3 separate regions of the Homo sapiens genome follow, and all the other regions are linked to region 2. A link is a loop called in an ENCODE intact Hi-C map of the cell type or tissue named here. Cell type or tissue: heart left ventricle. All regions are shown on one strand. Region 1 has its middle 470 kb from the start of EPHA4. Region 2 overlaps EPHA4 (EPH receptor A4). Region 3 has its middle 450 kb from the start of EPHA4.

Evidence for each region. Hi-C counts contacts between places; a loop is a spot of excess contacts. Peaks named below come from ENCODE experiments on the same cell type or tissue, not always from the same donor. Only the 100,000 strongest peaks of a DNase experiment are listed, where the experiment ranks them.
Region 1: a loop joins it to region 2, with 1.9 times the contacts of the local background. A loop is called at or near these places in 2 of 110 quality-filtered maps.
Region 3: it touches region 2 in a loop (2.0-fold over the local background); 2 of 110 quality-filtered maps call a loop at or near these places.

The regions. Positions count from the first base shown.
Region 1 is chr2:221,099,931-221,102,430 of GRCh38, forward strand. No RefSeq gene overlaps it. Among named protein-coding and RNA genes, the nearest start is that of EPHA4, 470 kb to the right of the region's middle. In heart left ventricle, a CTCF peak has its summit at 1,002 (motif pointing left); no DNase peak of the experiment used is centred here.
Region 2 is chr2:221,428,865-221,431,364 of GRCh38, forward strand. EPHA4 (EPH receptor A4) reads right to left here. Exons shown (of 18, transcript NM_004438.5): 15 at 1,094-1,287. Among named protein-coding and RNA genes, the nearest start is that of EPHA4, 140 kb to the right of the region's middle. In heart left ventricle, no CTCF peak of the experiment used is centred here; a DNase peak (open chromatin) is centred at 1,407.
Region 3 is chr2:221,123,658-221,126,157 of GRCh38, forward strand. No RefSeq gene overlaps it. Among named protein-coding and RNA genes, the nearest start is that of EPHA4, 450 kb to the right of the region's middle. RefSeq lists an enhancer at 1,236-1,760. In heart left ventricle, no CTCF peak of the experiment used is centred here; no DNase peak of the experiment used is centred here.

The sequences.
Region 1 (2,500 bases), 330 kb before region 2:
TTGTCATTTAACATTAGGTATATCTCCTAATGCTATCCCTCCCCCCTCCCCCCATCCCACAACAGGCCCGGGTGTGTGATGTTCCCCTTCCTGTGTCCATGTGTTCTCATTGTTCAATTCCCACCTATGTGTGAGAACATGCGGTGTTTGGTTTTTTCTCCTTGTGATAGTTTGCTGAGAATGATGGTTTCCAGCTTCATCCATGTCCCTACAAAGGACATGAACTCATCATTTTTTATGGCTGCATAGTATTCCATGATTGCACCTCAATTTCTATTATCAATTTGGAATGCATTTGGCTGGCCGTGGGGAACAGAAAACCCACTAAGCAGAACTGAGCACAAGCTCACAGGCATGTAGGTTTGTGTACTAACTCACTTAATCCTCACCACAGCCCCAGGAGCATGTAGAATTATCACTGACGGCGAAAAGGAGGAACACAGAGGTTAAGAACCACATCCAAAGATACATGGCTGTTAGATGGCAGATCTGGGATTCGAACCCAGCCTTTGGACTCCAGGGTCTGACCCTTCTTTACCTCCGATGTTCTGTTTACAGAAAAGGGAGGGACTTCCCATAATATCCAGAAACAGATTCTTTATTATCTGGGTCTCTTCAATGGTTCTTGTACACTGGGAATTTGTGGGAAGCATCAGAAAACCAGAAGTCAGTGTGTTTGCATTTTTTTTTTAATTTAAAATGGGAGCCACTTGGGAGTTTTGCTAATGCAGCACTTTTTCCACCTTTCTGTCTGCAGCAAGGTTGAAAAGCCTTCTTCCTCACAGGAAATAACCCGCAAATGAAATCACGAGACACAGTTGCTCTCCTTGGTGAGCTGTTGGAAGGGCGGACGATTCCTGGTCCATCCATTACCATGTAAATAATTAAACACCCAGAGCCCGCAGCCCAGGGTGGGCAGTCTGTGGCAGCAATTTGCTTTAAATATTGGTGAGCCTAAACTCGGTCAGTCATTAGCTCCTCCTAGTGGCTTTTTGGGCCTTCAATCAGGAGGCAGCTGAGGTGCTGCTGACTTTGAGGAACAAAATCCCTGATTGATGAGTAGCCTGAAGTTTCTTCCGAAGTGACAAGACCGTTCGTCACCTCTCAAGCCACAGGACTTGATTCCTCAGGGAAAGCTGCCCCGGCTCTAAGTACAAAATCTGATTTGGTCAACAAACTACTTTTACACAACCAGGGCAAAGCATGTTATCATCTATGCACGTGGCATTTATGATAACAATCAACACTGTGTGTGTAATTCTGTCCAAAAATAGAGTCCAGGCCGGGTGCGGTGGCTCACGCCTGTAATCCCACCACTTTGAGAGGCTGAGATGGGCGGATCACTTGAAGTCAGGAGTTGGAGACCAGCCTGGCCAACATGGTGAAACTCCGTCTCCACTAAAAATATAAAAATTACCCAGGTGTTGTGGTGCACGCCTGTAATCCATGCTACTTGGGAGGCTGAGGCAGGAGAATTGCTTGAACCCGGGAGTCAGAGTTTCAGTGAGCTGAGATGGCTCCACTGCACTTCAGCCTGTGCACCAAGGGTGAAACTCCGTCTCAAAAAAAATAAATAAAAATAGAGTCCAACCACAACTATTTTCTCTGTTAAAGATGAGTAGATACATGGATAACAAAAAAGACAATGCATTGAGAACTTAAATTTGGCTTTTAATTATGCTCTGCTCTTGCGTGTGAATAAAGTCACATCTGCCAAACTAAAGTCTAATGATTTCAAATAAAGCAACAAGGCCACACCTGAAGAGAAAAAGAAAACGTGGGGAAAAGGCCAAGAAGCTGTCCAGCTTCCCCATCCTGCCCTACTACTCAAGTGCTCCATGGAAACGACTTCAGCAGTGTTAATCAGCAGATCTCTTTCAGACTGATGCCACGTGTCACCATTCCCCAGACCTTTGATGGATTAGGTGAAGTTCAGTGTTTCAGTCTCAAAGGATATCTTGACAATAAAACTAAATAGAAGGAGCTGAGATGTCAACAGAGTCCCAAGTGTAGAGTAGGCATCATTCATAACTTAGAAGGACATTCGCTCTTGGACAAACCCAAATTAGAATAATCTACCTATAAGCTGGGTGCAGTGGCTCACACCTGTAATACCAGCATCTCCGGAAGCTGAGGTGGGAGGATCACTTGAGGCCAGGAGTCTGAGAATAATCTACTCATAGATAGATAATCCAGAATAGTGACACAAAGGCAAATGCAAATCACATTGAGAAAAAAATTCAGGTATCTACATTGCAAGTATAATCAAATAGGAAAAGTTCCAGCTCTCAATTTTGCTGCTGTAACTATGATCCCATAGTTTGATACATGATCCATAATCTACTCAACACTGAGTAAATATACTATGAATTTTATTATTTATGCCAGTAGGCATTAAAATTCCATCTTTTTTTTACCCTGCCAGCATTGATTACAACACAAGGACACACACATACATACACACACTCTACTATGGAGCAGCTTTAGAGCTTTAAGAATA
Region 2 (2,500 bases):
TATAGGGTATCTCTACTATCTATTCCACAGTTCTCTTTTTTTTCATGTAATGTGTTTTCCTTCTTTTCTAGAATCTTTAGTCCAAGTTTTCAGGAGAAAGATGAGAGGAGAACACCACAGGGCCTGCAAAGACTGGAAGGGCTTAAATATTACGGGAGAAAATGTCCTCCTATTTTTAACACAGGATCATGATGAAACAGAAGCCTGTGAGAAGCTCAGACTTGGAGATGAGTGAGTGTCTCACCTCTCGCAGGCCTGAGTCACCTGGTCTATTATGCCTGTATTCTAAAATAATTTAACTGATAAAGATGGTCCACACCCTTTCAGATGAGACTACTGATATGTAGGTATCCTGAGTCTTATACCAGTAAAGTCCATTCTCCATGTAGAAAGTTCTCACTGAACTTGTAGGACTTATAGTATCTTTATGTTCTCTACAGACTGATATACTTCTTCATTTTGCTCATTCCAAGAAAATAACTACCTCTTTCAGGTGGTCCAATCATTTTGGTCTTTAAAATCCTTCCCAAACATTCATCTGCATGCTTTATAACTCAATCATTTCCTATCTTGGCCCTGTTTCCTCCTACTCTGAAAGACTCAGAAAAGGGAAACCAGAAGAACTGAAACCTAATGAATCTCTTTCTTACAATTAACACTTTATAAATCAACTTAAAATTGCCGTGCTTAAAGACCTGTTTTCTAATCTTTATTTCTTACTATTCCAGTGTTCCTGCCCCATTTCAAAATATAGCACCTACTGATCTGAACGTCTTCTAAAAGTACATTTCACCCCTCTTCCTAAATTTCAGGCCTGGCATCCTAAAATAGGCACTTCAGTTATTTCTTTCCTACTATTATTATTTTTTAAAGTTTTTTCCTTATAACTATTTGATGCCTGACAGGTATTAGTTATTCAAAATGCTGAATAGAACTACCTGAAATACTCTACTAATTGAGAAAGAAGCCACCCAGGTTGCAGAGAGCCATGAAGTGGCCTCTGATGAAAAGGCAGGAATTTAAGTGAGTCACCACTTGCCTGCCTCCTCTAATGTGTTCTTTCATACATCACTATTAAGTAAGCATGGCTGACCTGGAGCTCTCCGTCCCTGTCCTCTTCAAGCTGTTGGGGTTGCGGATGAGTTTGTCCAACATGTTGACAATCTGCCCAAATTTAGGCCTGTCGCTCCTCTCCTTCTGCCAGCAGTCTAGCATCAGCTGGTGGAGCGCAATGGGGCAGTCCATTGGAGGGGGTAACCGATAGCCTTCCTCAATGGCTTTAATCACCTATGGAAGACAACAGGATGGTATGTTAAGCTGCCAGGCAAGCTGCTGTTCAAGGTTCACCCTTCCGACTGGCATGTTTCTTGTGCATGAAGCTGCCAGCAAGCTGGAGCCTGGGAACAGCTCCAACTCCTTCACATGAGCCAAAGCTAGACCTGAGTATCACTGGCAACAGGAGAGGGAAGCCAGCTGTTGCACTGAGGTGTACTCTAAAGGGAAGATGCATCAATGTTCTCAAGTGGCTAGAGCCCAGTCAAATCCACAATGTGGTGTCAGTTTTGGTGACGGCCCTCAGAGATCATGTGGCCCTGCCCCCTGCCCCCTGCCTCCAGTCCCCTGCCCCGCTCCATTCTGCTATTAGCACACCTAAACACTCTTCGCAAAAGAGACTCTGACTTAGTGCCAAAGACCTCCCTTGGGAAGCAATTAATAGCTGTCTCCAAAATGGAATTTTCTTTGCCTCCTTTTAAGGCCCTGTCCTCTTACATAGACAGCCAGTGTGTCAACACCAGAGTCCAAGTCCAGACGCCCAGCCATTTTTTCTTTTGGATTACTCTACCCCTAGACACCAACTCTGAATTTCTTTCTTGGTCTCAGTTGGCTGTCAGTCGACCCTGTTAAAGGTGTTAGTAAGTAGATTTTTTTTAAAAAAGTAAAAAACAATTAAAAAAATTCCTTCTTTTGGGGCATTTACATTTTAAAGGAGACCCTCGCACATCTAAAGAAGGAAGTTATAATGGTACATGATAATTGTCTTATTGGCCAAGACCATCCAGAGTGCCCAGAGTGGTCTCCTTGCCTAGTAAGTCATAAATAACTCATTCAACAGTCTCTTTGCTAATTCTAATTTTTCTAATCTGTCTTCACAGGCATTAAATTATTTTCTTATAGCCTTTTCTCTAACATCCTCCCCCTGCTTTGGGGTATAAATTCCAAGAAAATAATATGGTAGGACATGCCAAATTTATAGAGGAGAACTACTTCACAGTTTTTTGGCTACTCATTACCTTTGTTTATGGATATCCTCTGAGATTCTGGAGGTGCTTTTATTTGTTTGGGAGTCTAAAAGTTTTATTTGCTTTAAATCACTCCATTTATTTTTCTTTCTATCAACATGATAGCTGCCAGAGAAATAAGCAGTGGTTGAGCCATCCCAATGACTTCACTGGACTCACCCTGTGGTGGGTCTATTGACTGCTCAGAAATTGGCCTTCGA
Region 3 (2,500 bases), 310 kb before region 2:
CTGTAAAGATAATAATAGTATTTAACTTATAATTTTGTGAAGATTTTAAAAGATGATAAATGTCAAAAGTTTGGCATAGTGTCTGACTTACTGTAAGCACGTAGTGCCTTCTGGCTGCTTTCATTGTTGTTATCATTATTAATCCCTTTCAAAGTTTATTGGACTTGTTAAAAGTCAATATTTTTACTTGGTATCAAGCAACTTCTGATCTTACCTTTTTAATAACATGATAGTAATTTATCATGGGTAAACAGATTATTTGGACAGACTATTTGGATAGACTATTCCAGTAGCAAACTTCAATGCTTTTCTAATATGCAGATAAAAGTATTTCAAAAAAGGAAAATATATCAGCAATACGAAGAAAACACATGAGGAAGGGTGTTGATAATTTTATATCAAATTAGGAAAAGTTAGCACATTGTAACATTCATAGTACTGAGTGAGTATAGAGTATGCAGGCACTACAAACATTTTTATGCTCAATATTTTGGATTCTCTTTTTTTCATTTATGAAGAAGGAAAGAGTAAAAGAATAAATGGTACCACTGACTTGTTACTGATGACTACACGTTAAGCACTCAAGAACAGCCTGCAAGAGGCCTTTGAATCCTTACTCAGTTGTGCTGGTTTAGAAATCCTTAGGGATTAGCTTCTCATTGACAACTAAGCCTGGGAAATGACTTGAGGGTTACACTTAGTACCCGTTCTTGTTAATAAATATTATAATACTTCTCTAGAAAATTAGATACAAATCCTGAGCAAACCAAAATCCAATTCCAAGAACAGCTTTCAAGTTTGAGAGGTTTTCTATCTGTTCCATGAAAGCACAAGGAGTAAGAAGCATTAATTGCAAAGAGCATTTCGATATAAAGACTCCATGGAGCATTCAGTACTTCCTCTATGTGAATTTTCAGTAGGAAAAAAAATAGGTCTTTCATGAAAAACAATCTCAGACTACTCCCTTCCACTCAGAATTCATAATTATGCTTAATCTGCTGCTCCTCTTGGCTCGCTTACAGGTCCTGTTGGCAGGTAGTGAATACAAAATGAATTTAATGGGGGGTCCCCTGGGAATGGAGCAAAAGTTTTAGCATTTACCGGTTCACAATGGAGAAAGGCCAGCTGTTGGGAGCCCTGAGCTCCACGGCCACAGCTCCCCCAAAGCAGCCACGCACATGGATGGCTGCAGGTCAGCAACCTGGGAAAGAAGAGGCAGCCGCTGGGCAAAGGATGGCCCTAATGTGAGAAAGCGAAACAGGACTGCAAAGCTGCGTGGCTCACCAGCAACAGAGCCAGACAGGCAATCCCTGGTGAGATGTGGCAATGCCCAGCATGGGGTGTGTTCCTGTCTGCTTTCCTTTGGCAGAAGGCTGCCCCAAGGGCAAGTGCTAATGAGAGTGAGGCGCTTGGAGATGGGAGATGCTTGAGTCCATCAAAGAGCTCATTCAGAGCTGCCCTGTCTCCACCACCCACTCAGGAGCTGCTGAACCAGCTTAAGTTACTATCCTCTCCACATTCCTAAAGGTATGGTTACTTACAGACCCACCGGACAGCCTGGGAGTAAAAGAGAAAGCATTTCTCACTCTGTGTGTGTGTGTGTGTGTGTGTGTGTGTGTGTTAGATACTGACATTTTGTGGTGTGTATTTTGTTTGTGTTTATGTGTACTTTAATTTATATTTAAAATAGATTTGAAGGAGTGATAATGCTACCAATTCCAAAGAAAGCTCTTTGTGTCTATCACAATCATTCACTCACTCATTCATCCTTTCATTCATTTAAACATTCTTCAGTATTTAGCGCATTAGATTATAAATCACCTGTGCCCTTTTTAAAAATAAAGTTGTCATCAAACGGAAATTTCTTTCACTGTGGTTTATAAAAACACTCATTCTCAAGCGGCCAGCATTTTGCAGAAATATTCCGTTTTGCTTTATTCTTTGTTTTAGGAAAAAGATTGTTTTAAATGTATTCTTTTTCACTCCTGATTTCTGTAAGCCCTTAATCCTATATATGACATGCATGTATGTATATATGTTTGTATGTGTGTATACATACATTTATTCATTCATAAAATTATTTATTAAACACCTACTATGTGCTGGGGTCTGGCCTAAATGCTGGGTGTGGAAAGAGGAGTAGGACACAGTCCAGACTTTTGAAAGTCTCCCTGACAATGAGAAAACGTGTATGTCAACAAGTCCAATCCTGCAAGCTATTAAAGCATCCAAGAGTAGTGTGTATTAGTCACCACAACAACCCCCACAATATGACTTTTTGCACTGAGGTGGGAGGATCTTAGATAGAAAAGGATGCCTGACTTGGATCCCACTGTTACACTTCAGTTTTAATGAAAAACACCAACAACTATGCGTTTTTCGGATTTATCTCCAGCATCTCTATTTTATTTTGAACAAGCCCCATAATAAAGTCACAGTTAATAAGGGTCACAGAGTATTTAAAGGGCAATAGCCACACTCTTAGTGGGGGCCATAGAGC